2 separate regions of the Mus musculus genome follow, and region 2 is linked to region 1. A link is a loop called in an ENCODE intact Hi-C map of the cell type or tissue named here. Cell type or tissue: left cerebral cortex. All regions are shown on one strand. Each heading gives the region's core, and the rest is flanking DNA. Links, peaks and the distances in the headings are about the cores only. Region 1 holds the start of Cyren (cell cycle regulator of NHEJ). Region 2 has its middle 19 kb from the start of Slc23a4.

Evidence for each region. A loop is a pair of places that touch in the nucleus more often than their neighbours do. Peaks named below come from ENCODE experiments on the same cell type or tissue, not always from the same donor. Only the 100,000 strongest peaks of a DNase experiment are listed, where the experiment ranks them.
Region 2: a loop joins it to region 1, with 2.2 times the contacts of the local background. A loop is called at or near these places in 2 of 42 quality-filtered maps.

Annotation. Positions count from the first base shown.
Region 1 is chr6:34,869,675-34,885,557 of GRCm38, forward strand. It overlaps Tmem140 (transmembrane protein 140), which reads left to right. Exons shown (of 2, transcript NM_197986.3): 2 at 2,854-5,272. The coding sequence starts at 2,877. The coding sequence ends at 3,434. It overlaps Cyren (cell cycle regulator of NHEJ), which reads right to left and starts at 8,391. Exons shown (of 4, transcript NM_001135611.1): 1 at 8,226-8,391; 2 at 6,865-7,097; 3 at 5,863-5,938; 4 at 2,097-5,021. The coding sequence starts at 7,010. The coding sequence ends at 4,770. Wdr91 (WD repeat domain 91) reads right to left here. Exons shown (of 15, transcript NM_001013366.1): 14 at 14,510-14,707; 15 at 10,752-11,294. The coding sequence ends at 11,130. In left cerebral cortex, for the core only: CTCF peaks have their summits at 4,989, 8,501 (motif pointing left) and 10,593 (motif pointing right); DNase peaks (open chromatin) are centred at 4,861, 5,659, 8,483 and 10,604; H3K4me3 peaks cover 1,611 bases; H3K27ac peaks cover 3,768 bases.
Region 2 is chr6:34,988,848-35,004,730 of GRCm38, forward strand. No RefSeq gene overlaps it. Among named protein-coding and RNA genes, the nearest start is that of Slc23a4, 19 kb to the left of the region's middle. In left cerebral cortex, for the core only: CTCF peaks have their summits at 6,696 (motif pointing left) and 10,308; DNase peaks (open chromatin) are centred at 6,677, 10,018 and 10,330.

The sequences.
Region 1 (15,883 bases), core at 4,840-12,839:
GGAAACTGGGGTCCTTTGTGCTGACAGTGTGATTGCCAGGGCTGTTAGAAAAACCAGGACGAGGTAGACTTGCCGGGACAGCTAAGAGAGTGTCATCAGGTTTTCAACCAAGTATATAGGCACCGTGACAAGGAAGTGGAGAAAGAAGGGCTAGTCACCAGCCTCAGAACTCTGGGTTTCCAGTATAAAGTCTAACGGACGCCCCAACACTGGGGGTAAAATGCAAGCCATGGACAGAGCCCCTCAGAATGTGCTGCCTCTCACGGTGTATGCCTAAGGTTACCAGAGGGCATCTGCATTCGTTCATTCCACAAAGCGTTCATCCTTCTGAGGATGGGACAGATGAAGACTGTCCCTCAGGAACACTGCATCCCGGTATCTATTCCAGCTTCCAGCCTTCCTGAGGCAGCTGGAGAGAGGCTGAGCGTGGGCACAGCCTGGGCAGAAAAGCTTGACCACAAGAAAGTAAGGGCAGAGGACAAAGAGACCTGAGTCCCAGTAAAACTCAAGTTCTAGGACAGACCAGATGCTAGAGAGCCAGGCACAGGAGCAAGGGCTGAACTCTGCCTGCCCCAAGGCAGAGCAAAGCCAGGGCAGGCCTTCTGCACATGCCCGGGCCTGGGTTCCTTCCCCTCCTGTTTTCCATTGCTCTGCTCTCCACGGCAAACTTTTGGGAAGTCAGGCATGGCGGTACATGCCCGTAATCAGCATTTCAGAAGACGGGGCAAGAGGATCTTAAGGTTTGAGGACAACTTGGGCTACATAGAGAGACTCTTATTTCAGAACAGGGCAAAACAAAATAACCCACCAAAACCTCTAAAAAAATCAGTTGGGAGAAAAATGAAGCCACAAACAAGGGGTCCTGGCAGGAGCTGTGCTGAGGTGGCCCTGGCCTCCTCTGAGAAGCCAAGTTCACTGCCTGACCGAGCTTCAAGCGTGGTACTGTTTAACCTAAACACACACGATCCAAACAGGAGGCTCCCAGTTCGAATCCTGGTTGTTTCTTGGGAATGCAGGCTGTGCACCGGTTATTTCCTACAGCACCACTGGGTGAACAGGAGTTCCCCACCCAGAAACGCACCCCATATCCTTAAATATCTAACCCCTCTTAAAATACACATATAGACTTGGCAAAAAAATTTCCAAATGACCAAAACCATTTAAAATATGCTGGGAATTTTTCCATACCACGGCTGCATGGATTAATTATTTCATCCTTCGAACCTAGTGGCATACAGACAAGAGCTGCCTTTTAGTCTTGGCAAATCCCTCTGGAACAAGCATCACTGCTTCAAGAATTCCTAGTACATTCAAACAAGGCCTCTGGGCTCCACTGGAGGGAAGCTACAATGAGAACCAGGCACCGCTCGATGCTGGGTAGAGGCAATGTAGATTCAGACCTCAATGTTCTAACCTTACTTGTCTACTGCCAGGTGGCTGCTAAAGCCAACCAATGAATCCCTGTTGTGTAATACTTGAAAAGGATGCCCCCTCCTCCCACTCGCCCCTACCCCACCTCTTTAAGGCTGGCAAACATTCTTTCTCTCTTAATTCCTTTTGGTTCCTGTAAAACAAACGTGATACACAGAGACTGTACTGCACCGTGTGCGAGGAGCCATTTCCCCAAGGAGTCCCCTGAGATCCACAGGGTCTGTGGGTCCTTCCCCGGAGCCACCAATGCTGGGCCGCACCCAGCTCTGTGGATTAGCCCCTGGGACTTGGTATGTGGGCCTTGGTGCTTGGGTCTCACAAGGTTCCCAGCTCTGCATTCCTCGTCACCCCTGCTGTTTGTCTTTTCTTTTATTCCTTAGTGGGAAATGCACATAGAAAAGGGCAGTGTGCAGACTACTATTTTTGAGGCAATTGGGAAAAGTCCTTCTGAATAAAAATGTAATGAAAAGATTTTTCTAAGTAATGAGAGTGTGGTAAAATAGGCTCTTTGATATACACTTAAAGAGAGGGCTTGACATCTGTAGGTCCATCTGGCAATACATAGTCGGCCTATGGATTAGATATTATGTAGCCATTAATCATGTTTGAAAATATATCTCAACAGCTATGAAAAAATGCCCACAACAGTCAGTGAAAAACACTGTGCTTTAAAGACATATAATCACATAGGGGAAATGTCTGTGAAATATGAACAGTGGTTTTACTATGGTGGTAGGATAAAGGGTTATTTTAATTTTTTTCTTTTAAAAAGTTTCCAGAATTTCCTAGACTAATAGATTACTGTTGTTATGGGAGGAGGGGACAGACAGACATGTTTTAAAAGCAACATCATACAATAGTGTGATTTCACCCAAGGAGAGGTTCAGTTCCCTAAACGGGGAAGGAGGCACAGGCCACTGATCCTTCACTCAGGCTCACATCCAACCAACTGAGCCATAGAGCTTTGCTGACCACGCACACCCAGCCTGCAGACACTGGGCTGACTGTCATGTAGCCTAGCTGGGTAGTTCTGCAGTCATCTAAGTGGTTGTCAGCAGCAACTGAGCTTAGGCTCAGTCAAGCCTCGCGCACCTACCTCAAGCTGCCGTCCCAACTAACCGTGAGGCTTGCCCTTCACCCTCACACCTGCAAACCCACCTTTATGAGGACCTGAGACACTCTCAGAGAGCCCCCAACAGCCTGTGATATCCATGCTGCGGGAAAGCCCTTTACCTGAGGGCTGCGGCTCAGGATACTTCAGGTTTCCACAGCTGCCCAGTTCCTTCTAACCTCAAAGCAGTGGACCACTGTGACTGGGACCTGGCTGTGACTTGGGACCTCCTATCTTCATGAGGACAGAAAGAATGGGAACTTGTAAACACAAGGAAAGGGCTAGATATTCACTGCTGTGACCTTTTCCAGGTCTCCCTGCAACAGCAGAAGATATGGCCTTCTCCAGGCTGTGGCGGAACAACCACCTGCCCTTCGTGGGCATCATGATCCTCTTGGCCGCGGCCCTGTGCCTGATGTTCTACGCTCTCCTCTGGAAGGCTGGCAACCTCGCTGACCTACCTAGCCTGAGAATCGGCTTCTACAACTTCTGTCTGTGGAAGGAGGACATGGGCTCCCTAGCATGTTACAACTTTCCCGAGCTGGACGTGCTGGGCATTCCTCAGGTTGGACTAGCCCTGGCCAGGCTCGGTGTGTATGGAGCCCTGGTCCTCACAGTGTTCGTCCCTCTGCCTCTCCTCCTTGCCCAGTACAACAGAGATGAGGGAGAGTGGCGGCTGGCCGTGTGCTTCCTGGCGGCATCCTCCATTCTGTTGGCCGGAGGACTAAGCCTCTTCCTCTCCTTCGTGTGGAAGTGGCTCAGGCTCTCCTTCCTGGGGCCTGCCTTGCCAGCTCTATGCCTAGCCCAGCTGTTACTCATCTTCTTGCTTGTGGCCACGGTTAGGTTCCCGCCACGGGATAAGGAGGACAAGAACCAGTGGGAGAACTGTTAGTCCGGTCTTACAAAGGCTTATTATGGGATTGCAAGGGTTCGGTTCCAACTGTGCTCCAAGAAGGTGCCAGAGGACCTGTGCTGAGTAGTTCTTCTCAGTCACCCTGTGTCATAGCTAATGTTGATCTCCAGCACAGCAGAGGGGACCACTCACTGTGCAGACGGGCTGTGGTGTCAAGGAACCCAGAGGCGGCTTGGAGGGCTGGGGTACCTGCAGTTTCTTAGGGTACCATGTAGCTCATTAGCACAGGGATTCCTATAGTCCCAGGCAGGTGGGAGTCTGTCAGAGGCCAAACTTCCAAGCTATCTTGGCAAAGTGTCAAACTAGAACTCTGTGATGGTTATGGCAACAAATGGGATGATTAGGGGAAAAACAAAAAACAAACAAACAAGCAACCTGCTTTAACACCGAGTCCTGTCAGCACAAAGAGAAGCCTCACTGGCTTTTTAGGGTCCCCTGAAGGGGTCCCTGGACCTGACAGCAAACAGGAATCAGCTGTTAAGCCATCCTCGTGACCCAGGGATGCAGACGCAAAATGTGTCAACTCCTGGAAGGTGAACAGGATTGAATAGTCGTCACAAACACACACCGTGTCCCCTCACCTTACCCAGAACTGGAAAGGCAGAAGGCATGGTCTTTATTATGCATCGCGGCATCAGTATATATTTTGTTCAGTGCCTGTATATCAGAAAACCTACGTGGCAATGAGTTCTTCATTCTGTGCTCATCAAAAGCCAAAGTGAATATAAAGAAACCTGGACTCTGGTGTGATCTTTTGTCCTCAGCGACCCGTGTCCCACTCTCCCTTACAGGGGTCAAGGTGGAGGCCCCAGGAGGAAGAGAGGTGACTGGTGGTAGACAGGGCCTGTGTGGCTCACCAGCCTCACAGTCTAGGAGCAGGAGGCTCCTAGACTGGCAGGGAACTGTGGGCAGTTGCCAGCCTGTTTGGTTGGGAGGGTGGAAGCTTACTGCTGGACTGTGTCGTGAGGGAGACTGTTCATAGGTCTCTTTAAGTCGAGATCTGGCTGCCTGTCTAGAATACCCATGTTCTCGGCAGCTCTATTTTCCTTTGCATCTGGCAAGTAGGCCCAAGACCTCACTTTTACTGTGAATGAAACTCGGGGCTGGGATTGCCATCCCTCAGGGCCCGAGGGTGGAGCAGGGAAAGTCTGTAACAGGATGCGTTTCTGCATCCTGCTACAGAAAAAGTCCCACCCAAACTGACAACCTCCTGGGACTGGAAGTTGGGAGCAAAGCCTGGTTTTCGTGGGTGGCAGGGGCCAGTAGGGGTGGGCAGCACCCACAGCTCTCAGCTGAAGCAGTGAACAATTCATACTAACTGAAAAATATTTCCCTGACGTACTTCAACGCGTCTTCCTCCTCCTTCTCCTCCTCCGGGCTTCTGCTACAGGGAGAGTCCGAAGCTTCTGGTCCCCGGGGAGGGCTGAGGCCTGGAGCAAGAGAGCTGATCCTGCTGTCTTCTTCCTCACTGCTGCTCCCGGGGGACGAGGAACAGGGAGGGGAGAGCTGCAGCTTATCAGTGGCCTCCAGAGACCGCTGTTCCCAGGGCTTTTCCTGTTTGCGGCCCTGCAGAGCAGAAGAAACAGCTGTCTCGGCACAAAGGGCTCCTTTCTCCAAGGCACGAGTTTGACAGTGCTATGGATGTACCCTGAGCCAACCGAAAAGCCAGCACGGCACACGACCAAGTTGGGACATGCTCCCATCCACCTCATGGGCACCCAAGCTTTCTCCACCCCACACCTCAGGATCAGGACCCACTAGGGACAGATGCAGGGATCTACATATGAGGAACAGCAGAGTAGAAGGAGAAAGGATCGAACTAAAAAAAAAAAAACATGGCTGGAAAGGTGAGGCATGAGAACACCAGGAGCCCAGGCCACAGAGCCTTGATTTCCTGGGGATAGCAGTATCCCAGATCAGTGCAGACTGGGTGACCATGAGCACTGGGAAGACGATACACTGCTTTAAAGCACACGGAAAACACGAGAACTATGCAATGACATGGGAGAGCTGCTCTCAGGCCTTCAGGAAGCCAGGAAACGTCCACAGCCTTCTGCTAAGGACAGGCACACTGGAAAGGAGTCCTCTTACCCAACTGGTAGCCTTCCCAAAAACTCAAGTGAACACTGTGCCCCTCACATACACGTCAGTATGGTTCCCCCACAGTGACTGCTCCCCCTCACACCCACATCCCAACCGTGCAGCTAGTCTCAAAGGCTCACCCCACGTGACACACGACACGCAAGCGGCTGAGGGAAACCTGGCTGAGAAGAGGAAGCAAGAAGAAGACGTGAGACCTGAGGCAGCCTGAGAGCATCTCTCTTACCAGGAGCGGGGGACCTGTGCTCGTTCCTACCCATGAGGAATCGCCAGGCATAGGAGACACAAGAGACAGGACAGATGTTACCTCAATCAGGATCCCCAGTGCCACGTCTACCATTTCAGCTTCATTCATGCAGTACACGGTCTCCGTGGCTGGGGCTCTGAAACAGAGACGCAGAGCCACAGCTGAGGGCAGAGGGACTCACAAGGAGGAAGGAAATGGAAGCACCCCCGGGGGGGGGGGGGAGTTACTGATTCTCTGAGCTGTAGAGTTTCCTCAGCCTAGTGGTCCAGGGGCAGGGCACAGGACTACCCTCCCTTCGTGGACTCCCTCACACAGAACTGGGAGTGGGGATAGTGGCTGGCTTCCCACTGTTACTCCTTGAAACACACAGTGGACGGCTGAGTGTGGTGGCACACAGTAATCCCAGCACTGGGGAGGCAGAGGCAGGTGGAACTCTGTGAGTTCCAGGCCAGTCTGACCTAAATAGTAAGTTCCAGGCTAGCCTAGGCTACAGAGAGAGACACTGTCTCAAAAGCAAACAGAGGACATAGCCAGTACAGGCCATCAGGCCAGAGCCCAGTTTGTACATGAATGTGACTGGGGCTGTGACAACTACGTAAGGAACAGGAAAGAGCCAGCAAGTGTGGCCCTGAAAGCCTCCTGCCCCTGTTTCTGAGAGAATGGCTGCTCCCTCCCTCCTACTTGATAAGCTCTCCCCGCCCTGACTACCAGCATTCACCCGTCACTTCTGCAATGTCAGATTTCTTGACTGACTGACTGAAAAGCCCTGTGTACAGGAAAGACAGGCACCACTCAGGTGACTAGACTTCAGATCCATTGATCTTGCTTTTGTCACCAATGAAGAAGAGATAAGCACTTTGAACAACTGGTTCCTGGGGTGTAGGCATGGTTTGTAGGCAGAGCTCACTGCCTGCATCAACAGCTAGACGGCAGGACAGAGCTCACCAGCACACACTCACGTGGTGGTGCTTCTCTGTGAGGGGCAAGCTGAGAGCGATGGGCTCTGCTGGAAGGACGGATTTCATTGCCCCGCCCACTCTGACAGACAGGCCAGCTAGCTACCTTGTTGCTGCCCCCACTCTCTGGGCCCAGGCGGCTGTCTGCTTCCTTGTGGCTGTCTTCACTGATACAACCTTTCTCTCATCCACAGGGGCTGTCATCCAAGAGGGGAGGACCCTCGTTTTGGTCTTGGATTTTAGGGTTTCCATGGCTTGCTTCTCTAGAACAGGACCAAAACTCACACTCTCTTGTCACACCAGGCTCATCTGACCCCAGTGGGTGCCGATCTTCAATGCCTACAAGGAGGAACCAAGTCAGTAGATTCTAGTAAGTCAACGCTCTTCCAACTTACCAGCAGTAATTACTAGTCAGTGTAGGGCAGACCTGAGGTGACCCAGAGGTGAGCAGAGCCCAGAAGGCCAAGCCATGTACACTGTGTCACATGGAGGACTAGCAGCAGATAGGACATGGGGCCTGCAGACAGATATCTGTAGCCCCTCCCCTGCTCTGTGCCCCACACAGGCAGTTGCAGCAACAAGAAATGCTTTCCTGTCATTTCTACAGCCCAAAGGAAGGAAGAAAGGGGATTCTGGCCCAATCGTCCATCTCCATCTATGTCACAAACTTCTCACCTCTACTGTGATTTGGTTACTGTTAGCATGCTAACGTTCCTTCTAGGCTCCACTCAACTACCTAGCAACAGCCAGGTACAAACCTGGCTTGCTATAAAAGGACTATCTGGCCTCTCTCATGCTCTCTGAACCCCCCTCCCCACTTCTCTCTCCACATGTTCCCTCTTCTTTGTTCCCTTTCTCTCTTTCTGTCCCTCTCTCTCTTTCTGTCCCTCTCTGTCCCCTCTTTCTCTGCCTCTACTCCCTTCTCAACCCCCCTTCTCATGTCCCCAAATAAACTTCTTTTTATACTAGACCCATCATATGGCTGATACCTGGGAGTAGGAGGGGGTTCAGCTTGGGCCCGCTTAAGGCACCCCCTCCCTCCCTCCCATACCACATTTTACAAAACATATCAATTACTAAATCCCCCAGGCTTTCTAATTCACACATTTCAATGGGCAGTGCTCCCCCTGCCCCCAACATACACCAGTAGACAATTTTGGCTCATCCAGAATGACTGTTTATAACTTCATTTAAACCAAACAACTTGTCCAGCCACAGAACAGAAGTCGATTAAGAGGAATACCATCCAGTGAGTGACAGTGTACAGAAATGAGTCAGACCCGGCAGTACATGTGTATCATGTCCATTTTATAGACGAGAAACAGACGTGGTTAAGAATTAGCGTGCACAAAGTCGTAGAAAGCTGGATATCGACCATCGAGCCAGCAGCCAGGTCCTGCCCGCCGCAAGGTTTCTGGAGCTCAGCGCTGATCGGGTCGGGCCCGTTGGGTCCCTGGAAAATCTCACCCAGAAGGCACACGCGGGACGTCGCTGCACTAGCGCGGAGCTGGCCGCGCCACTCCCTCCCTACCGCAGAGGGCGCAGAGCCGGGGGCCTGGGGACAGGATGGAACCGTGGGCAAGAGGGGAGGGCAGCGCTGCGGTCCTTCCCGTGGGTTCCGGGGATTCAGAACTGCGAGACGCGCACGCATCCCACCGCCCGCCCCTTCCGGCTCCTGCGCGCTCCCGGCGTGCGCGCTCCGGACCCGGGCGCTGGCTGGCCGCTAGGGCCCCGGGTGCCCCCTGCAGACCGCGGGTCACATCCGCAGGCTCCTGTTTCTGTCAGCTGTTGTGACGGAGGCGCAGCCGTTGGTTCTTAGCGGCCAGAGTCAGTAACTAGGGGAAGCAAAGAAAGGTTCCCTCTGCAGAAGTGGAGGAGGCGCCAAGCTAGCTCCCAGGTGTCCGGAATCTTTCAGCTAAACGCATGCATGATTTTAAGGCAACCTGGGTGGTTGGGGAAAAAGCCAAGGAAGACGACTGAAAAAAACACAGTAGGAGGCCCTCACAGGGGAGGTTCTTCTCTGGAGCGCTGGAGCAAAGGAAACCTCAGATCTGATTCTGTCTGCCCCCAAACGGAGAAATCAAGAGTGACCAAGTTCGATTTACAACAGCAGGTCAACACCGCACTCTGGACTGGGGCACCCACAGCTCCCCTATTGAGCACGGTTTCTCCATAGCCTTTCCCTAATGCTAATCCTCAATCCTAAACTGATAGCTCGGACCAGGAAATTAAAGGCCCCAACTCTTAATGGGATAAACCAATGGCTTCCAATCCCACAGATGACCCCTAGAGTCATTTTAGCTGCTCTTGAACCAGGCCAGGCTGCCACCTTTCTGGGAGGGCAGCCCCTAGCTGTCAAGAAAGTAGCATTCATTGACTGTAAATAGGGCGGGCCCTCTACCTCATCTGATGTGAGCCAAGCAAGCCTAATGCTGGGTGAGAGGGCATCCTTCCATTCTTGGATTCCTTTGATTCTTAATAACTCTCCCGACCCTGCACATCTCTTAAAACTTCTCCATGGCCACCCAGCAAATAAGGCTAAAGACCTGTGTGGCTGCATACAGAGCCTGTTGTCAGCAAAGACCCCAGCAGCAGGAGGGAAAGACCAAGCTAGGAGACTTGCCTGTGCTGGAGTCCACATGGGTTTTATTATTTTTAAATTGGCAGATAAATTTATTGGCTATAGTAACAAGTGTCCGTCAGCTTCATTTAGTCAGCAGGCACTGTAATCGTGACTGTACTTCCAGACCCCACACCGAGCTCCTGGGCATGGGTTTGGGGCTCAGCAGAGACAGGGCCCCAGGGCACAGGGAGGGAAATGCAGACTTGCACCTGCCAGGCGAGGTTCTCAGCCCCCAGAAGAGTGACTCAAGGTTTGCAGTGTGACCTGCCTTCTTGGTTGTGCCCCACAACACCTTCACTCAAGGACAGCAAAGGACAGAGCCCTACTAAGGCCCTCAGGGGTTCCAAAGAGGCGCTTTGAAGGATGCATTCTTCCTGGGAGGGGTTGGGGAGGAACAAGCTCTGGAATGTTCTTTCTGTCTCTGAGCCTTAAAACCACTGGTTCAGCAAGTTGTGGGGAACATGCTGGAAGAAAGAGCACGCCATAAGACAGGAAAACCAGAGGAAATTAAATCACGGGCTCCTGACTCAGGCGGAACCCAGGCCCACAAAGCTGGGTGAGGCAGACGATGAGGCTGTGTGTCAGTCGGAGTGGAGACACGGCAGAGAACGGACTGACCCCTTCATGTCAGTGTGGACGTGGGTAAACACGTGAGCAGGAGATGGCGCAGCGGGGAAAGCCACTTGCCATGCAGCCTGCCCACCTGAGTTTGATCCCCCAAATACACATAAAGATGAACAGAAAGAACTTAAGTCTACACCAAGTTGTCTTGTGATCTTTGTTGTGGCATATCCCACCCCACCCCCCACCCACCCACCCAACACACACAGGCACACCAATAATAAATAGTAACTATGATATATAGGGTTTTCCTATATATCGCTTTCCACTTTTCCTTCCATCCCAGAAGGGAGCCCAGGCCTCAACACTCCTGCTTTTCTCTCCTTCCAAGTGAGAGACCAGAGCACAGGCACAGCCGATGCAGCTGAGCCAGGCAGAGGTGCAGGCAGCTGGTACTATTCAAGCTAAGAGACTTCACGATGGAAGGAGGAGGAAGCCACCAAATGAGAGTTCTGGGACCACAAGACCCCAAGGTGCAGGAGCTGGAGGTGGGCCCAGATCTCAGGCCTGCTGTCCTGAGAAGCCTCTTAGCCAGCACCTTACCCAGCTTTCAGGTTCTGCAGAAGACACTCAGATCTCGGCTTGAGACCAGAAGAGGGCACTGTGGTGTACATCTCAACTATAACCGGATTCTGCCAGAAAGGCATGGCAGCTGAGGCTAGTGAGAGCTGACATCCAATAACCAAGGCAGGGAGCTGTGGCTATCACCAGGGCCAGGCGACTCACATAGTCCAGAAAGAGACACCAAGTGACTGTAAGAGCATTACCTTGCTCTGATTTTTTTTTCCCCTTAAATAAGAAAAATAAGCAATTATGTACAAAATACAGTCAATGCCTCTTGGACCGAACAGGGTGCGCCGGCCACTGTGGCTCCTTCCTTAGCATCAGTCCTGTGCTCTGGAGCATGCTCCGCTATAGCCACGGTTCTAGTCTCCAGGGAGTACACGCAGCCTGCTCCACATCTCCTGCTCCAGGGGCTTCGTCAGGACGACTGAGCCCCCTTGGGGGCTTTCCTGAAGATCCACCACCCTGGCAGTGCAGAACCAGAGCCCTGTCCTGTCCCCCGTCTCATCTCTCTTCTGCCAGAGACGGTTCTGCTTCCCGTGCCGTGTCAGCCGGGCCCGACATCAGAGCTTATGGGCTAGGAGGGTAGTCAGCTTGATCTTGCCATCCATGGAGGCTGTGAGGCACGTCCCACAGTCCATGGCGGTGCTCCAGTCCACGGTGACCACAGGGGCACGGTGGCCACCCAGGCTCAGACAATTTTCTAGAACTTTCTCTTCACTGCCCAGCTGCAGGAGGACAGGAGTGAAGAAGCAGCATTAGCAGACGCCACTCACAAACATACACACTCTAACCAAAAACTTTCAGTGTCCAAAAACTACCTTGAGCCTGGGAGCGGCCACCCCAATCTGAGAATGTAGCCTGGCCCACGCCCCACTTTTCTGGAAAGCCTGTTTATACCTTCGCTTTCCTGACAGTAGTCAGCCCGCCTCTTGTGGAAATCCAGTCCCTGAGATGCTCTTCAAAAGATGGCAGGCGTTTTCTCTGCAGCCTGACCTATCTGTGGGGGAGTGCTCCTGCACCTCCCCGTGTGTTCCCACAGCATCCACCTGTTACAGCATCACCTGCCAGCCACTGCCTGACTCTAGATCGTGGTCTTACACATACAGTTCTCACCGTGGGCACATAAACCTTGGAGGGCAGGACCTCTAAGACCAGCTGCATCACTCCAAATGGGGCCAGGCATAGGAAGGCCTTGATGAATGTGTGAACAAGCCTGCCATCCAGCAACACACACACACACACGCACGCACGCACGCACACACGCACACGCGTCTAAAACTGTGCACACGTGTGAATGACCAGACGCTAACAGGCACTGCACAGGGAATCAGAAACAATATGACTCCTAGCAACACTATGACACCTGAGAGCAAGCGGCAGAAAGCATTCACATTCATGAAGAGATAACTAAAAAAGCTATCGGTTAAATTATTTATGGATTGTAAAAATACAACCTGAAGTTTAGCAGGCACCCTGAGTAACTGGAACCATCCATGACACTTTAAAAAACTACACAGGAAAACCCGTCAATCCATTGTCTGATTATAGAGCAAGTCTGACTATGCTCCATATTTGGGTGGAGAAAAGGCTGCATGCCTTAAAATAAAATGCATATCCAGCTATTCCTCCATATAGACAACAAAGAACAGCTCTCCCGGATGTCAAGTACCGCAAGCCTTAAAGGGGAAAACTAGCCTTGTAACTAGTGTTTTAGGGTGTCCTGAAGGAGAGACAGATCCACCCGAGAGCTCATGCAGCTACCAGCAGCAGGGGGATGAGAACAGTACTGCCGCCCTCTGCAGAAAGAGGAGCCTTACTGACCGCAAGCCCAGGTCTCACTGAGCAGCCTCTGGGTCTGTGTGAAGCTTCTCATTTCCCATCTCAGCCCACACAGAGTCCCCTACTGGCAGGCCTCTGCCCAGCCTGGGGCCCTAGGAGTGTCCTCTCCCCTGTTCCCAGCCCCTTCTCTTTCCAGTCCACAGACTGCAGCCTCCCTCTAGGTTTTCCTGAGAACTTGGACCCCACCCAGGTTCTCTGGGAACTGCTCAGGGCTTAGCTGTCTATCACTTACTTCCAGTGCTAACTTGCATCTGAACTCCAGGCCAGCACAGGCATTATTTAACCCCTTGGTCTATTCCGCAGTAGAGTGGTGCCAGGCCTAGCACACAACTGCTGTTCAAACCCAAGCTGTTTGTTGACTGACAAGCAGAGGCATCAGACACTGAGAGGACCCCTCCGTCTCACAGACTAACCACCATTGTCAGGGAAACACTCTCAAATGAGCACTGAAGGAGGGAGAGGAACTCACAGCACCAGACACGTGGTCTTGGGCTCAGGGCTCAGCACTCATCTTTGGAAGATCCAAGTGTGAAGGCCACCCACCACTCAGTCTCTCAGTGGTACAGAACCTGAATCAAACTGAGCAGCTCTGACTGGAGAGGATGTTTGTTCGCTTGCTTGCTTTGTTTTTGTTTGTGTTTTTCAATATATAAACAGGAACAAAAACAACGTGGACAAGCCAGCAAGAAGGCTTAGTAGGTGTAGTGGCTATACCTGGTTGTCAACTTGACTATACCTGGAATGAACTACAATCCAGAATTGGAAGGCTCACCAGTGATCCTAATCTGGAGGCTGGAAGACACACATTTCTGACATGGATCTCGGCATGGAGATCTTGAGGCATAGTGGCTATGAATTCCAGAAGATTAAAACAGGGAGATCTCGGGCTGGAGAGATGGCTCAGTGGTTAAGAGCACTGACTGCTTTGCTCTTCCAGAGGTCCTGAGTTCAAATCCCAGCAACCACATGGTGGCTCACAACCATCTGTAATGAGATCTGACGCCCTCCTCTAGAGTATCTGAAGACAGCTACAGTGCACTTACATATAATAAATAAATAAATAAATAAATAAATAAATAAATAAATAAGAAAGACCGGGAGATCTCTGAGTTCAAGGTCATCTGGGATTAAAGGCGTGTTGGCACACACCTTTAATCTGGGCTACACCTTCTGCTGGAGGCCTGCATAAGGACATTGGAAGAAGGAAGATTTACTCTCTCCTTCACCTGCTTGCCGTGTGGGACTGAGCAACTGCTAAATCCTTGGACTTCCATTCAGAGCTGCTGCTGACCATTGTTGGGAGTTGGACTACAGACTGTATGTCATCAACAATTCCCTTACTATATAGAGACTACCCATAAGTTCTGTGGCTCTAGAGAACCCCGACTAATACAGAAGGTAAAGACATATGCTGCCAAGGCCAGGGATCTGAGTTCAATCCCCAGGAATTAAGAGCACTTCTTGCTCTTGCCAAGTGGGACTTGAGTCCGATGCCTAGTCTCACTTAGGGTTGTTTACAGCCACCTGTGGCTCTAATTTTATGGGATCTGATGCTTTCTTCTTGATACCACTACACACAAATGCATAAATACATACAGCACACAAACACACACATAAATAAAATAAATCTTCAAAGATAAAGTCAGAACTATGTAGATAACTTGTATCCTAGCTTGACAAAGAACATCTTAAATTTCTGTCTCCCATGTAGGCTTTGGTGTACCTGACCCACAGGCCTCCTGTAAAACAGCCTATTCTAACTCAGTGATGAAAGCAACCTACCTATCTCAGACTCCTGAGGCGCATGGGCCCACACTCCGAAGCCCTTTGCCCTACTGACATCTTTGAGAATATATACTATTTCCAAAAATAAGACAAGAAAAGGGCAGAATCATAACAATGTATGCACAGAGAGCACAGCCACAGAGGGCACAGGGCCACACTCAGCTATGCAGGGCAGAGGACACAGGGCCACACTCAGCTATGCAGGACACAGGGCCACACTCAGCTATGCAGGATACAGGGCCACACTCAACTCAGGTGAGCCAAGCTGACCTCCAGAGAGAGGTCCCTGCCCACCAGTACTCTGCCACCCACTTACCTTGTAGATGAGGCCCCCTGTGGCAGAGCACGTCAGCATGTAATTGCCCTCAGAGTCGAAAGCGAAGAGCCGGCCTCTGGGAACTTGAACCTGCTTGTAGCCACTGTAGCCAGACAGGACAAAGGGGCCGGTGGCATCTGAAGGGAGGTTGGACTCAGACACCTTGAGGCCACTCTTGTGGATATTCCACTGGATGAACTGCAGATACAAGGCACAACAGGGGCTCCCTCAGAGAGTCACACAGGCCACTACCCAGACTCCCTCCGATCCCCCAACAGCAGTCACCGCCTAGGCCTGGGAGACAAGAGCCATGGCCAACCTCGGGCAGTGACTGGCTGGGGCAACCGCCTCCCTCACCAGTTCCACAGCCTTCAGAAAAGCCTTTCGAGAGCAGGAAGCAACACAGGGCTGTGGGGACCATGGTCTACTCCCAGTCCTGTCTCTCACCAATACACGTTTCTTCAGGGGAAAAAAAAAATCTAGAAAGCAATTAACAGCTTCGTATCAAAGCCCAGCCCTCCTCGTTCCTCCAGCCTGAGCACAGGGGAGGAAAGAGATAGTCACCGGCTTTGCAAGGCCTCCTCCTGGTCTCCTGGGCAAGGCAGGTGGGCCAGTGTGTGGAGGTGCTTTTTAAGTTACAGTTCATATTGTCATTATTCCTCCCTGTATTATCAGAATTTGGGGCCCAGTTAGAGTTTCTGGACCTGGGGACAAAGTATAGATGGGCTGATTACGAACACTGTTCAGTTGCTCAGCAGTGCAATCAATCACATGTTGAGTGGTACACTCTGCGTTTCACTTGTGATGTGGAGAGTGAATAGCCCAGACTGCAGACAGGCGCTCGCCATTCCTGGGAGTCCCACCCACAGAACAGGATGCCGAACTTTAACGTAAAAGCCCTATAGAGTTTCCCAGGGAAGAAATGAATCAGGACACAGTGGTACGCATTTATAATCCCACCCCTATGGGAGACTGAGGCAGGAGCACCTTGGAGCCAAAGAAGTTGAAGCCAACCTAGACAACACACTAAGATGTGGTCTCAGAATAAGTTAAGGAAATATATAAATAAATCAATACAGTTAGGTGTGATGGCTCACATCTGGCATACCAGCACTTAAGAGGCTGAGGCCAGACTGCCCTAAGATTGAGGTTAGCCCTGGGCTATAGAGAAAGATATGATCAGACAGACAGGCAGGCAGGCAGGCAGGCAGGCAGGCAGGCAGGCAGGCAGGCAGATACATACATACATACATACATACATACATACATACATACATACATGCATGCATGCATGCAGACACACAGACAGACAGACACGGTTTTGTAGTCACTGTTTTCAGTATAAAATCCCACAGGTTTAGGAGGGTATATAAG
Region 2 (15,883 bases), core at 3,363-11,362, 120 kb after region 1:
GGAGACAAAAGCTTCCAGAAAACTTCCAGCAAGGATTCTCATCCTTGGATCCTTGACCCCTTGGGGGGTCGAATGACCCTTTCACAGAGGTCACCTAAGACCATCGGAGAACACATGTGTTTACATTAGGATTCATAAAATTACAGTCATGAAGTAGCTGCAAAAATAATTTTACGGTGGCAGAGTTGCTTTCCTGCACAGAGGACTTGGAAGGACCGCTTCAAAAACGTACACACACACACACACACACACACACACACACACACCACCTCCGTGAAAGTCAGACCTAGCAAGCAGCAGCTATTCATGGTGGTAGAATATTCTGAGACCGGCAGCCCTGATTCCCACCACTCAGAACTTATGGCAGGGGCCACAGAAAAATCCCTGGGGAAAGCACTGGGAAAGCAGGATAGGATGTTGGGAGGGGAGGGGATCAACCTGGCTGGAGCCAGGACAGAAACCCCAAGATCAAAAAGTCATTGATACTAAATAGCCATTCTCCAAGGACTTGACTCCACACCCCGCTACAGCTTCATGTGTGCATCTATGTTTGTTTTGCTTAATTTGATCACAGACTGAGCGTGTGTAGGCTCAGGTTACAAATTCCACCACAGGGCCCCTGAGAATGATGCCAGCCTGGTGAGCACTCTAACTGAGCCACATTCCTGGCCCTTCAGCACCTACCTTTGTTTGTTCGTTTTCCTTTTTCTTTTGCTGTACTTTTCTCTTTTTGCTTGTACGTCTGTGCACACGTGTAGGTGCAAGTATGCGTGAGTGCCAGCAATGGATGTCAGGTGCCATCCTCCATCACTCTCAACCTTATTTACCGAGGCAGCGGCTCTCTCTTGAGCCCAGAGGTAGCCCATTTTATTATTCTAGCGGGCCAGCTTGCTCTGTGGAACGCCCTGCCTTACCACTTCTGAGCACTGGGATTACAGATGGCCACTGTGCACTCCCAGCATTTATGTGGATGCAAGGGGTCTGAATTCCAGTCCTCACATCGGCATGTCAAGTGCTTTTCCCACTGAGCCACCCCCTAGCCCTCACAGGTGTAACTACTACATAGAAAACTAGTGCAGCTGAGAACTTGAACTGTTCCCCCCACTTCTGGGATCCCCCCCACACACACACACACAGTCACAGACACACACACACACACTCACACACACAGTCACAGACACACACACACAGACGCACACACATATACATAGACACACACAGAGACAAAGACACAGACACATGCTCAGAGACAGACAGACAGACACACATAGACATACAGGCACATACAGAGACACACACACACACACAGATAGATATACACACAGACACATGCTCACAGAGAGAGAGACACATAGATTCAGACACACAGACAAGCATACATACACACACACACACACATATACACAAGCACACACAAACTCAGATACACAGACAATCAGACACACAGACACACCCTATTGTTTGAACCCATTCTTGCAGAACACTGATATTTACACAGAGTTGCTTAACAGGAATGATCACAAAGTGACTTGCCATTCCTCTCATGTAACTAACTGCTTCTGCCAGCCATTCAGCTCATCTCCAGGTCCACCGACCTGGGAGGCAGAGATTTAACTATGAAAACTAAAATGCTATAAAGGAAGTTAGGCCTGGGGAGAAAGACGCTGACATCCTCCATTCTCATCATCTCAGGTGAACGACACCAGCATCTATCCTGGTCCTGAGTCCATCCAGGGCAGCATCCTTGGTCTCCCAAACCCTGGCAAATCCTCTTAACTATTTCTTGTGTGTGTCCAATACTCTCCAATGACAGGAAGTCCACCAACCTAACCCCAGCCTCCCTCTTCCCACTCTCTATCAAGTGCCTGCAATGTCGTGCCATAACCTTCTTTCCTTCCTCTCTACCGTCTGGATAAAGTTGTAAAACAAAAGTTAGTCCCATTTTCTCTTAAACAAACAAATAGCAAAGCCCTTTCATACTCTCCTGAGCCGCAAGGATGAAATGAAACTCCTCACATGGCTACAACTGTGTTTCATGACTTCTTTCCTTAAGTCTGTTGCTTACCACTTCCTGTCGCTACACCTGGGTCTGGCACACACACATACCCAGTCTAGCAAATGGATCCAATCAAATTATCCAAGGTTACTCAACCCTTCTTAGTCACTAAACTGACTCTCAGATCTCATAAGCCAGATCTTTGTCGAGAAAGATTGATCTGAGCGTGTTCTTCCTCCTTCTAGGCTCTGGCTGTAACATGGTAGGGGGCTATCTCAGTACAGCAGTTACCACAGAGACATGAGCGCTTGAGGTCTGTCTGAATGCCAATCACTGTGGCGTGAGCTGGCCACACTGGCACACACCTTTAACCCCATCACTGGGGAGACAGAGGAAGGCCCATCTCTGTGACTTTGAGGACAATCTGGTCTACAGAGTAAGTTCCAGGCCAGCCAGAGCTTCATTGTGAAACCCTATCTAAAAAATTGATTAATTTTCCAAAAGCCAGGAGTGGTGGCACACACCTGTAGTCCAGAGGAGACCCCTGGGGTTCACAGGCCACCCAGGGCAAGTAGACTTTTCTGATCAGGGAGTCTGGGTGCCAGCACATCCAGGGGCCAGAACATTGAGATGGTGCAATACCGGATAGAGTTTCTCATAGAGTGCTGACCTTGCCTTCATCCTGACCCCCTTTGTGATGGTCTCTGACATCCTTTTTTTTTTTTTTTTTTTTCAAAAATGGGAGGTCTTTGAAAAAACCAAGGAATATGTATCGAGAGGAAAATCTCAGTAAATCAAATGCTCCTGTACTCTTCTTGTGGCCGCACAGTAGGAAAGATAAATGGGTCTTGGGGTGAGAAAAGAAGGGCAGAAGGCACTGGGCACTGAGGAGGAAAACGGGCTCAAGGGTAGAGTTTGGGAATGTCGCTGAGCTTGGTGGGTGGGGCTGCTCTAGAGAGAAGGGTAACTCCATGTGAAGATGGCCGCAGCTTCCCAAGCGCACAGCTCCGAGGCCCAGGCCACCGGCTGGGAATGTCCCTGTGCTGTGGGAGAGGTGCATTGGCTTGTACTGCTCTCTATCACCTGTCTAGGAGAACTCTGGCTTCCAACCAAGGCTCCGGGGAGTGTTCTTGGCCCATCCCAACTCCCAAGGTACAATTTGAGAGCCCTGAGCCACCAAATCAAGCAATGGCAGTCTCATAAAAGTTAACTCTCTGGCAACATCACAGTCACTGAGTACAGAGTGGTCGATGGGGTTCTCTGAGAGGGCACATATTTGCAAGATGTAGGTGGGGAAGGAAACGTGAACTTGGAATGGTGACCTTAGTCTGGCAGAATCCAAGTGTATCTTCACACTAGATTCAGCTGTATACATTTTTGAGGCCACAGAGACCCTAAATCGCACGTCTGGCAAGTGGAAGTGCAGATGTAGAGGCCCTGGGAATTAGGTGATTTCCTTGGTATTGGGGTATGTGATCCGCTGAACTCACTGCCTCCTGACCGATGTGAACAAAGGCTCCCAGACAGAAGCTGCCTCTTCCAGCCAGATCTTCGCAGAGCTGCCTAACTGATGGAGATGCCAATGACTGTGAAGAGTTAAGAACGTTGCAAGTCCTGAGTCCCATCGTCTTGGGCCATCTTATTCCCCTTACTAGCCATATGTTCCCCCTAACCCCCACTCTGTACGTGACCTGACAACTTTGTGACCATTAGATCATTTGGGATGTCCACACAGAGCACTGGTGTTCCACTGGAAGTTAACTTAGCAGATCACCAGCTTCCACCACCTCCAAAGCCACAAGTGTCATCACAGAACAGTCATTCACTCGAGGTCCCTAACAGGCTTCCCTGCTTTGCTGTATTTGAAAAGTGTCTTGATTTATGACCTCCTTTACTCTGCTACCATAAACAGCTCATCAGAGTGGTACCACCTTGGAGTGTGGAACTTGAAGTAGCCTAAATCTGTGTTCCTGGGTTGTGGTCATTCATATTTGGCTCCAGAATAAATTATTTATCGCCTTTGAAGTGGGATTTGCATTGGCACTGAGCTACAGCTGGACTCATGGTCCTTCAATCTTAGCTATGCCGTTACACAGGCATCCCAGCTCTGGGAGAGTCCTGGCCATTTTGCCTCTTGAATGCAGAATCCATTTATTATTTTTATTACATATTTTCTTTATTTACATTTCAAATGTTATCCCCTTTCCTAGTTTCTCCTCCGAAAATCCCCTACCTTCTCCCCCTTCCCCCTGCTCCCCAACCCACCCACTCCCGATTCCCTGGCCAGGCATTCCCCTATACTGGGGCATAGAATCTTCACAGGACTAAGAGTCTTTCCTCCCATTGATGACCAACTAGGCCATCCTCTGCTACATATGCAGCTAGAGCCACGAGCGCCTCCGTGTGTTTCTTTGATTGGTGGTTTAGTCCCAGGGAGCTCTGGGGGTACTGGTTAGTTCATATTGTTGTTCCTCCTATGGGGCTGCGAATCCCTTCAGCTCCTTGGTTACTTTCTCTAGCTCCTTCATTGGGGACCCTGTGCTCTGTCCAATGGATGGCTTTGAGCATCCACTTCTGTATATGTCGGGCACTGGCAGTGCCTCTCAGGAGACAGCTATAATGTGCCCTTTATTTTTATTTTGAGGCTGGTCTTTTGTGGCCCAGGATAGTCTCACTCATTAGATAGCCAAGACTGACCATGGACCCTTACCCTCTTGCCTCTGCTTGCCCAGTGCTGGGATTACAGGCATGTACAATCATACCCTGTTCACACAGTAGTGGAAATTGAAGCTTCACATATGCTAAGAAAGCACCCTTTCAACTTAACTACATCTCCAGCCCCCTAAGTCAGTTCAAATGCATAGGAGAACTTTGCATTCTCTTGTGTAATATAATAGAAGTTTGGAAATGAAAGATAGAGGGTAGCATGGGGTTAGAGTTCCCAGAGACACTGTGTCCCCCAAACTGCGGTTCTCATCACAATTCAAAAGCTGGTTCTGTTGTTGGCAGTCAGAGTTTGGTATGGATGTTTCCAGGTTTTTGGCCTCTTAATCCAAAGAACTGAAAATAAGAGTCATACAAATTTGCCAAAGCAGCGAAATAATTTTATTTAGAGCAAATTGATAGCAGAGATCAAATAGGGACACGCTGTGGAGATTAACAGCTGGCTATAGGACAGGGCACACTCAGGGCCCTGATTACTGTCAGGGCTTCCTTGTATGGGACTCAAGAGAAGGAAGAGGAGGAGGAAGAGGAGCTTGGTTGCTAAGGGATATAACACAGTTCTCTATTTTGATTGGTGGATTGATAGATGGGTAGCTTGCTAATACGTTTACTTTCGAAAGTGTGTCCTTTCCCATAATGCATGATTCTCTCTCTCTCTCTCTCTCTCTCTCTCTCTCTCTCTCTCTCTCTCAATTGTGCATAGGCATAGATGGTAAGTGGAGAATCTCTCTAAAAGTTTTCTAGAGCACCTGACAGGATTACCATAAAAGTCTAGCTCATAGGAAGCTACCGGTCCTGTGTGCGAGGTTCCGGATCACGCCTGGGAGGGACTAAGGTCATGTATGCACTATACCAGGAGACATCCACTCAGACCTTAACCCTGATTTCTTGCTATTTTAACCTTCTCATTTGAAAGCATTTCTATATAAAAGCAGCATTGTCTCAGTGTCGCAGCGTTACAGCACATGTGAGCTGTGCTGGAGAATTCCCGGGAGTCTAGGGCTCCCTTTTCACTGCATGTCCCCATCGGGGTTCCTGTCCCTCTTTCATACCTCAGGGTCAGTGAGCCTGCTTGGGTGTTGTGCAGTAGAAGCTCGCTGAGCGTCCTGCTCGGTATGGGTCCTGCAGTATGGGAAGGTTACCCTCTTTTGGACACTGCTTCTTGAGTTGGTAGTGACCCTGAGCTGAAGAACCCAGCCTGCCTCCTTTCAGCTCCTTGAGTAGCAGACCACTGGGCTCCATGGCTTCCTTTTGGGGGCTGAGAGAGGTGCCGGCTAACAGGCAGCCCAGTACTGGCTTGTCTCCAGGAAGACAGTGCTGACACGTGGAGTCACCAATGGTGACCACACCCACAATGAACACGCTGCGACCCATGGCTTTCACAGGAGCTGTTGCCTCTTGACTTCTCATGAAGTCTATTTCCCAGTAACTCCCGAGCCCTCCATAAATGCTCACCCCAGAGCACCCAGAGCCTTCTGCCAACATCCTGGCTGTCTCTATCTTCTGGACCACATGCTAGCACCAGGAGAAGATGCTATGAAGCAGCGTTTCAGGTTGTTTGTTCTGGACACAATGGACTCCCACGGTCAGTGCTGGGCCTTTTGGGTACAGGGACCTAGGAGGAGGCAGGGAAACTGAGCGTCACAAGTGTTCCTACCATCTGACTGCTCAGCTTGGGTATCTGCAGAAACAATATGGGAGCTGAGGTGTCCGGCTTGTGGGACTGCACTGCAGGCAGTGTGATCCTTCAGCAAGCACTCCACTCGCACCGCGCTGCTGAAATCGAACAGGGTTACTGCCTGCCCTGCGGCACACAGAGACTGCAACCCATGACTGTATTGTCTAGACTGATCCAAGTCTTTCTTTCTCAAGTTTGGGGCTGAGCGAATAGGGGGAGACAAAACTTCTGACCTATCACCGGTCAGAGCGTCAGGAAATAGAGAACAAGGCCACAGTGCCACCCAGCGGACAAATAAAAAACAGCGCCCTTCCACCTAGAGGCGAAATAAGCCAGCCTACCGGCCTGGCCAGAATCCTGAACACACCCCACCTTCCAGAACTGAGGGTTGGGCTCTGTCTGTGGTGCTGACATTCCAGGATGCTCTCTGGACTGAAAGGGCTGGAGGTTTGGGGGCCGGGAGCCTGGCACGGAACTTTTCTGTCTCAGCACAGAATGTTCCCCAGCCAAGGCATATGTCCTGGCCTTTATCAAAGGATCCCCTGCCCAGTCTACTGAGGACTGGATAGGAGAGAAATAACATTGTCTTCAATCTGTAGTACCATATGAGCAGGTGAGAGAGATCTAAATGAGAGTGTTGTTTAAAATGAATATCCTGGGACAAGGAGATGGCTCCGTGAGAGCACTGGCCATGCAGGTGGGAGCGAGGATCAGAATTTGGATCCCGGCACCTATGAAAATTCTGGATGAACTTGAAAGCCACCCATAACCCCAGCAGTTGGGATGGGGAGAGAGGCAAGTTGGCTAGCTATAACAGCCAAATCAGCAAGCTTGGGGTGCAAGTGAAAGACCCTGCCTCGGTGACTGAAGAGGAGAGTCACTGGAGAAAGCAGACACAGACCTGTGGCCTCCACGTGCACGCACCCATATACATTCACACCCAGACACAAGTGCACACACACGTGAACATACACCACACGCATGACAAGTACCTAAATGATTCTTTCTTCCTCTTCCCCCTTCCTCCTCCCTCCCAGCCATCCACCCATCAACCACACAGCACATCCTACAGCGCTCAGCTACTGTGTGGTGTTTTGAGCATCGTGCCAGGTGGTGAGTGTACCAAAGTCAGCAAACCCGACACACATCCCTGCCCTCATGGAATTCACCATCTGGCGGGAGAGAAAGACATTAATCAAGGAAGTGCGAGGACCACTGCACGCTCTCGGCTGAGATGAGGGCTAGAGTTCTCGCTCTTGAACTGGGTTGCAGCCTCAAGTCGTGGACCTGGATGGGAGGGTGCTGATGAACTTGCCAATAGTAAAAGGACCCAAAAATGAATTCAAAATTAAAATCGTTGTGAATCAGAGGAATTTCCATTGGTGTTCATCGCCCTTGGCTCCAAGAGTAGAACATGTCACTTTGCACTGATGCCATCATGCCAGCCACTGAATGCTGACTGAAGTGCCTGGCTGAGATTCAAAAAGTGAAGGCTGTTTACTGCACACACAGGGTTCTCTGCTCTTACAGAAACACAGTAGCTTAACTATGGAAAGGACATTAGCATTTCCCTACCATTGCTCCTCAGCACACAAGCATCAGGTTCCCAGACCTTTGGATTGTATTGTGTTAGAGTGTTTGATTTTAAAAGTTGCTACTTGAGAGGCCTGGCAAGATGGCTCAGTGCATAAAGGCAGGTGTCCCCACACCTGACACCCTGAGTTCAATCCCCAAGCAGGCTCCACACAGTGGAAAGTGAGAATTGACTCTTGCATGCTGTTCTGGCCTCCTCTTATGGGGTGTGGCGTGTGGGCTCCTATGAGCACACACACATATACACCCACATAAATAAATTAAAATATTTAAATTTTGCTGCTTGAGACACTGAGTTTCATCAAAAAAAAGTTAACTGAAATTTGGCTTGGGATTAGGACAGAATTTCTGAAAACTTCTGAAATGTACTAAAACATACTTCTGCCATTTTGTACTGAATATTTATGCAAGGAGGTCTTCTTATCAGTGACAATTATGAAATCGAAATATCAATCAATTCTGAAAAACACTGAAGATGCTGTATTCTGCAGTGTCAGATACTCAGCCAAAAATTAACAGGCATCGATCTCATCAATATTCACATATGGGTTTTTTTAATAAACAGTGTATGTATGTGTATAAAAGAGTTGTTCTAAAATAAATGTATAATTATCAGCAAACATTTAATTCATATACTTATATTATATATTTACATACCCAGGGTTACATGAAAATAGGGGTCCTGAGTGGAACTGGTCCAAGAAGCTGCGCTGCGGAGGAGGAGGAGCAGCGGGCGAGGCTACCACTCCCCATCACGGGGACTCAGAAAAGGCTGACTTGACACGTGTTAGTGTTTGGAGGAGGCAGCGTGAGCAGAGGTTCTGGGGCAGCGGGGAGACCGGAACCGGGTAGAAAGAGCAGAGAGGAGCGTGGTGTTAATGGATGCAGAAAGGGGGCTACAGGCAATGAGCTTGCTGGCCATCTGAAGACTCTACTATTGCGTCTGAGGAGCCAGGGAAGGTCGCTGGTGTGTTTGCGCTGACTGGGTGAGGGTGGAGTGGAGAGTGAGGAATTATGGGGGTCTTCCGGGATGTTTGATAGGGTGCAAGACTGGAGTTTTTATGGAACTGGGAAGAGTCGAAAGAGGCTAGGTTTGGAGTAGGGGAACGTGAGTGTAGATGGTTTGGAAATAACCAATCGGATGTCAAGTGTCTGTGTGCACCCGAGAGGACCTCCTGTCAGGCGGCGGACACGTCAGCCTTGAGACTCAACTCAGTAGAAATGACAACCGGAGGGTAGGAACTGTAGGAACGCTGAGGCTCTGGTGAAAAGTGGAGACCAACGGGTGAACCAGAGGCCACGTGTGTGACAGTGCAGAGTTCAGGTCAGAAGTTGTGGGTGTGGGAAGGGGTGAGTGACCCAGATCTTACTGTCTTGTCCAGGGTCCGGTCACTAGAACTGCACTAGAATGGGATCCTCACAAACACGGAGAGACAGCAGAGGCCAGCGCTGGTGAGGTGACACAGAAGCTGAGCGCTTGCTGCTTGTCCAGATGACGCAAGCGCACTGCTCCGCATCCACATCAGGTAGATCACAACCACCTGCAACTCATAGGGCACTACACACTTGCGGACTCAAGATATGGATTTTGATTGTTTGTTTTTTCGAGACAGGGTTTCTCTGTGTAGCCCTGGCTGTCCTGGAACTCACTTTGTAGACCAGGCTGGCCTCGAACTCAGAAATCCTCCTGCCTCTGCCTCTGGAGTGCTGGGATTAAAGGCATGCGCCACCACCGCCCGGCTGAATTTTTTTTTTTTTTTAAATAAATGCTTCTTGGGCTAGGATCCTTCCTTGAGTCAGGAATGTACTATTTGCCTAGTATACAAAAAGCCTTGGATTCCATTCTGAGCACTACATGAAACCAGGCATGATGCTACAGACCAGCTTGGAACACACAAGTGCCTATTGTGGGCTAAAATGGAGTGTGGGAGGCAGCGCAGCAGCGGACAGACTGATGGGGGTGCTCTGTGCTGGTGGGCCTGGCTCCCTTGCTTAGGACCTGCATTGCTCTGCAGCCCTCTGGCAACCACCCAGGGTGAAGCATCACCCAGAAGGCACTGGAGTGGGCTGCCCTACAGAGTCCATAACTATAACCCTCTGTGTGGCAGCTAGGATTTTCCCATGTAACACCCTGTAGATTAATTACTGCTGAGTGTGTTGGTACCTGCCTGTCATCTCATCACTTGTTAAGGCGGAGACAAGAGGATTGCAAGTTCAAAAACAGCCTGGACTATATAGTGAAACACTGTCTCAAAAAGCAAAACCTAAAACCCAGGAGCCTCTCCTAATATCCTCGGCCTCAAAAGCAAGAACAGTAGCTAGATGGCAGTGTTGGCTACTCATGCCAATGCCAGCAGCAGCAATGGAAGGGGTGGCTTTCCAGAGATTCCCTTTGTAAGCCCAACCCCTGGAGAACTCAGGCTACCAGGCTCCACCGTTAGCCTCCTCTGGAGCTGGACCTGACCCTTAGAGGCGCACAAGCACCCAGGCTCCCTCCTCAGGAGTTCCCCCGCCAGGCCCCACACTATAGGGAAAAAGACAAATTCCCTGAGTCTGCTCCAAGATCAAGTCACATGATCCCTCCAATCACAGGCTACCCTGGAAAGAGTCCCACCCCCTCCCCAGCCCCACAAGAAACCCTACTCAAACCCTGACTTCTGCTCAGCTCTTTGCTGCTTCTCACCCAAGCAGAGGCAGCCACCCTCCTGGGTTTTTTCCCTTCTAACAAATCTTCTGTGGTTTTGTGAGGTTGTTGTATGGTGTGACTTTGCGGTACTCCTCGACTGCAGGGGTACCGCCCCCTTCAGAGCTGTAGCAGTTATGGGCAGCACAGGTCGTGTTGTAGCCAAGCAATTGGTTGAGCGGTAGTCAGCACAGCAGCAAGCAGAGCAAGCTGGATTTAGGGCAGCTTCTTCTACCCCGTTTTTGTTGGTGCCCTCCAGCCCTGCATGGGGCTCTCCTTTCCACAGGCCTCCCCACACAGGCCCATGGAGGTGGCCTTGCTTCCTGAAGGCCTTGTCTGCCCCAGAAGGGATAGCAGGAGCTACACCCTGGGTTCCTGCCATGGTCCTGTGAGTATAGCCAGGAAGTCCTGGCTATGTGGCTTTCAGCAGAAATCATCCTCTCTGAGTTCTGCAGTGAGCATGGTATGGTATGGTATATGGTATAGAATATGGTGTGGTATATGGTATGATATATGGTATGGTATATGGTATGGTATATGGTATGATATGATATGGTATGAATGGTATGTGGTATGGTATGAGGAGAGCTGTCACCCACCCACCACACTGGCCCTGTGTTCTCTGTCCTTTATGGGGTCCAGTCCCAGTCTTTTCTGGTTTGAACTAGAAAACACAGGCTCAGCCTCTGTGAACAACCTTCATTCTGGCACCAGAAAGATCTCTCTCCATTGCCATATGTCGTATCTGACAGAAGTTGGACTCGACAGGGGAATCTCAGAAAGAAGCCGGGGTCCCCGAGAGCTTTATTGAGGACTTGGGATGACTCTCTTTCCCTGGGAGTCTTTGGAAGGAGATAGGCTGATGACCACTAAGTAGGGGCAACTGGGAACAGTGCAACCCACACACCTATAGTGTCTGCAGGGCCTGATACCATGAAAGTAAACACGTTGGTCTCACACGTCATGTAAAGAGTTACAGAATTTATAAATCAAGCAAGCAAACTGATCAGTGTACTGGCGTCCAGCCTTGACAGATACTCCTTAAGAACAACCTAACAGCCAATTTTCATTTTCCCCTTGGAATTCAGACTCCCTGAACTCTGTGTTCAAACAGGGTAGCAGAGGGAGGCCAGACCTTGGCTCATAACCACCCTCCTATCATTGAGTTGCTCGTCCATTGTTCTCTGCCCCAGAACTCCGGGGTGTGCGCAAGCAGATGCTCCAGTCCAAACATCTAAGAGCTGCCCACTCTCTACCTCCCTGGCAGGAAAACAAAAGGTAGATATGAGAGGGCAATCAGAAAATATGGAGCACAGGCACCAAATAATGACCCATAGAAAACTATTCATAGCAGTTGGTCAAAGGCAGGAAGTTATGACAGAGCTTGGAAGTCTTGACAGCAGTATGCATTCAGTACTCCAACCACATGTGGCCGGGAATAGCTGGAAGGCAGCTCCCAGCGGGTCCAGAATCTTCCCAGTGGTGACCAGAACCTAGGCCCACCCCTAGCCCATGGTTTCCCTAATAGCTAAGCGTTTTCCTTTATTTAAACTGACAAAACCAAGGAGCAAAATAGAAGGTTTCATGCATTGTGTGGGAAGGGAGACTATGGGACATGCTGGACAGCTACTGGACATGCAAGACTAACAAACAGAAGGCGGAAAGGTACCTCCATGGCCCTCATCTCTGAATATCAGACAGATAGGGAAAAGGCTTACAGCCCTCTCAGCAGGCGCTAGCTTAGGGGCCAGCTACTCACAGAAAGAGCAGGAAGAGAGGAGAGCCACACTCCAGGAAGGTACAGGTCAGGGTTCTCTCCCTCCCTTCCTCTTCCTCTTCCTCTTCCTCCTTCCTTCCTTCCTTCCTCTTCTTCCTTTCTCTATTCTTCCCTTCTTCTCTCTCTGTCCCTCTCTTTGTTTTTTGATAAAAGGTCTTCCTACAGCTTAGGCTGGTCTTGAACTCTTGACTCCTCTGAGCCTGGAGTACTAGAATTATAGACAAGCATCAGCACAGCCAGCTCTTCTAGTTGCTGCCCCCCCCCCCCATTGTGTTCCCTTTACCAACCCACTTGCTCCATGCCCTAACTATTGTTCAACATACCATTTGATATGGAGGAGCAGCAGTCTGCTGTAATCCAGAGCTAGTAATAAGGGAAGACATTCTATTCCTTGGCTGGAAGTCAAGACAGGAACCTGGAGCATGAACCCTGAAGGAATACTGTTTACTGGCCTGCAGGGATGTCTGTGCAGGCATTTTCTTGATTGGTCATGAATTTAGGAGAGCCTAGCTCACTGTGGGTGGTGCTATCCCTAAGGAGATGGGCTGAGTACATAAGATTAGATATGGCTGGCGAGACGGCTCAGTGGTTATGAACAAGGATGTCTCATCCAAACAAAGGACATGAGTTTGGTCTCTAGGACCCATAGGAAGCAGCTCACAAACACCTGTAATTCCAGTTCCAGGATGCCTGTGGCCTCTTGGGGGCACAAGCGTGTGCGCGCGCGCGCACACACACACACACACACACACACTTTAAAATGTAGTGGAGCACTGGCTGAGGAGCTTAAATAAAGCAAGCCTGAAGTTCTCTCCTTTCTTCAGTTCGTCTGAAGCTGGGCAGAGTTCATCTAACTGGGGCTGGATTCAAAACTAAGCATCATGGAACTTAAACGGGCAAATGGAAAGAAAAATGAAAAGGAACTCCGAGAACTGGCCACGGATCTAGGTGCTTAAATGGAAACCCGGCACAGCTTTCCACCGAAATGTCATCTCATCTCAGAGCATATGCACAGAGACGTGGGCTTTTCCGGATCTCTGACATGAAGGAGCCTGCTCTCTCCGTCTGCAGCAGTTGATGGGAACGGGAAGCTCGCCAGCTCCTCGTCATCATCAGCAGATTTCTTAATTAGCTTGCTGATACTGCCGGCGTTTTGGAGCGGAGCCCTGCCTCTGCTATTTTTAGGGGCTTGTACTAGGAACCCACCTGCCATTTAGCTCTCCTGTCTTCATGAGTGACACGGATATGGACGCAGAGGATGAAATGGGAAAGGAACACGGACGGCCTGGTGAGGTACCCAGAAGAAGCTCTCCCCACAGCTCGAGCGCTCTGGCCCCATCTCCTCTTCCCATCGCCAGAGTTTTCAGAACAGCTCCTGGTCTTAAAGATGACCTCAGGGAAGAGGACAAACCAACGTTCTATGCCAAAGAGTGCCAAGTCCCAGTGTGCAGCGGCTAACTTTGCTGTATCCCCAGGTCCTACACAGCATCCATGTCTTTTAAAAAAAAGAACCCAAATTAAAAAACAAACAACTCGTTGTGGAAGCTGCAGTGTGTCCCACAGAATACCCCTTGGCTCACACTTCTTTGCTTGCAAACGTTCACTGCAATGAGCCATTTGTCTGGTCTGAGGCCTCTGGCTTCTGCTCCACCATCCATACTAGAGCCTTACGGGACCTCTCTCAGGTATCTTGTTGTCCGGTAACTGTTAACTTATGCAGTAGTCACACGGCTGGTGAGAAGCCGGAAGCCCTATAGAGCCGGATCCAGGTTTACCCACACCCAATGAATCACATGTCAACAACATGTCAGAGTTCCTGTCAGCAAAGAAGTTGGGAAATGGGAACGCTCATATATTGGAGAAATTAGTCTTCACTGGCTGGTCCATCTCTACAGTAGCCTGTAGTGGTAAACATTTGATATTAATTGGGGGTTTCTACCCTGCCTTTGATCATTCAGTTCCCAGGTAAAAGACACAAAACCTTTATATTTATAATAAGCCTCAAACAGCACAAGAGCTGGGCCGACATCTCCCTCTAAGCTGTTAGTATCTACTTCCCTATCAATAACCCTGAGTTACAACTTGCTGTGTTCTACCTGGGCTGCTTTTACTCCAATTGGTCAGCCTTTCAAAATGGTGTTTTCCTGATTCACCTTCCTCACAGTATCTTCTTCACCTCCTCTTTCTTCCTTGTGGTCTCTGCTTCAAACTCCAAGCCCTGGAACTGAAGCCCCACCTACCTCTCTTCTGCCCAACTATAGGCTGTAGACATCTTTATTAACCAATCAGGGATAACTTGGGGGGCAAGGTTACAAAGCATCACTTGGTGTACTAAGGATCCCCTTGTCCCTGGGGGCAACAAGATTTTGGGGGGCAGTGTTTAGCATTACAACAGACCAAACCTCAACAGTTGCCATTCAGTCTTTTTAAACTTTCAAGGGAATTTGGTTACAGCATTATTCATGATGGTAAAACTATATGAGACAAAGAGAAAGCTTATTGTCCTAGTTAGTTATTGTCAGCTTGACACAACCCAGAATCCCTGGAAAGACGGACCCTCAACTGAACACCTGCCTTCATCAACATGGCTGTGAGACACTTTTTTTTATTGCTAATTAATGTAGGGTACAGTTCACTGTGAAGAGTACTAACCCTGGTCAGGTGGGCCTGGGATGTGTAAGGGAGCACTGGCCAGGGAGCCAGCCAAAGATGAGCCAAGAAAGCATCGTCCTTCACTTCTGCCCCTGTCTCCTCCTGCCTTGAGTTCCTGCCCTGCCTACCTTCAGTGATGGATTGTGACTTGGAAATATAAAATGAGATAAACCCATTCCTCCTTGTGTATGGATGCTTTATCACAGCAACCGAAGGAACTTACTAACTAGAAAATGGCTGAGTGGCTCTAGTATTCAAACACGACTGCAATAGAAGACAATTTTTAAAAATATATTGCAACAAATTGAATGAAGAAGCAGGTAAGAGAATTCAGCCAGTCTCCACTAACCCAGATATTACAGAAAGTAACAAAAAAGCAGAAATCTCTGGATAGTACAGTAGTATTATATATGTCCCCCACAGCCATGCTTCAGTCCCCAGGACCAAAAGAGGAAAACACCACTCTCCACTGCAACTTGATCCTAAAAACACAGGTATTTCCCACTAAACGGGCTAATTATATTAACGTGCTTCAACAATATGAGCATATTATTGTTCCTGTAAATAAATGAACACCTAAATATCCCAATAATAATGCCTTTGAATGATAGTTACAGAAAACTATACATTCAATTAGGAAAAAAATTTTTAGATATCCCAAGGGGAAAAATTGGTCACTAATCTAAATAATGTGCTTACATACGTTGATGACTTTAAGGGAATGCCACTGTGATAAATTACTTACAAAGCAACTGAAGGGAGAAAGGTTTATTTAGCTGG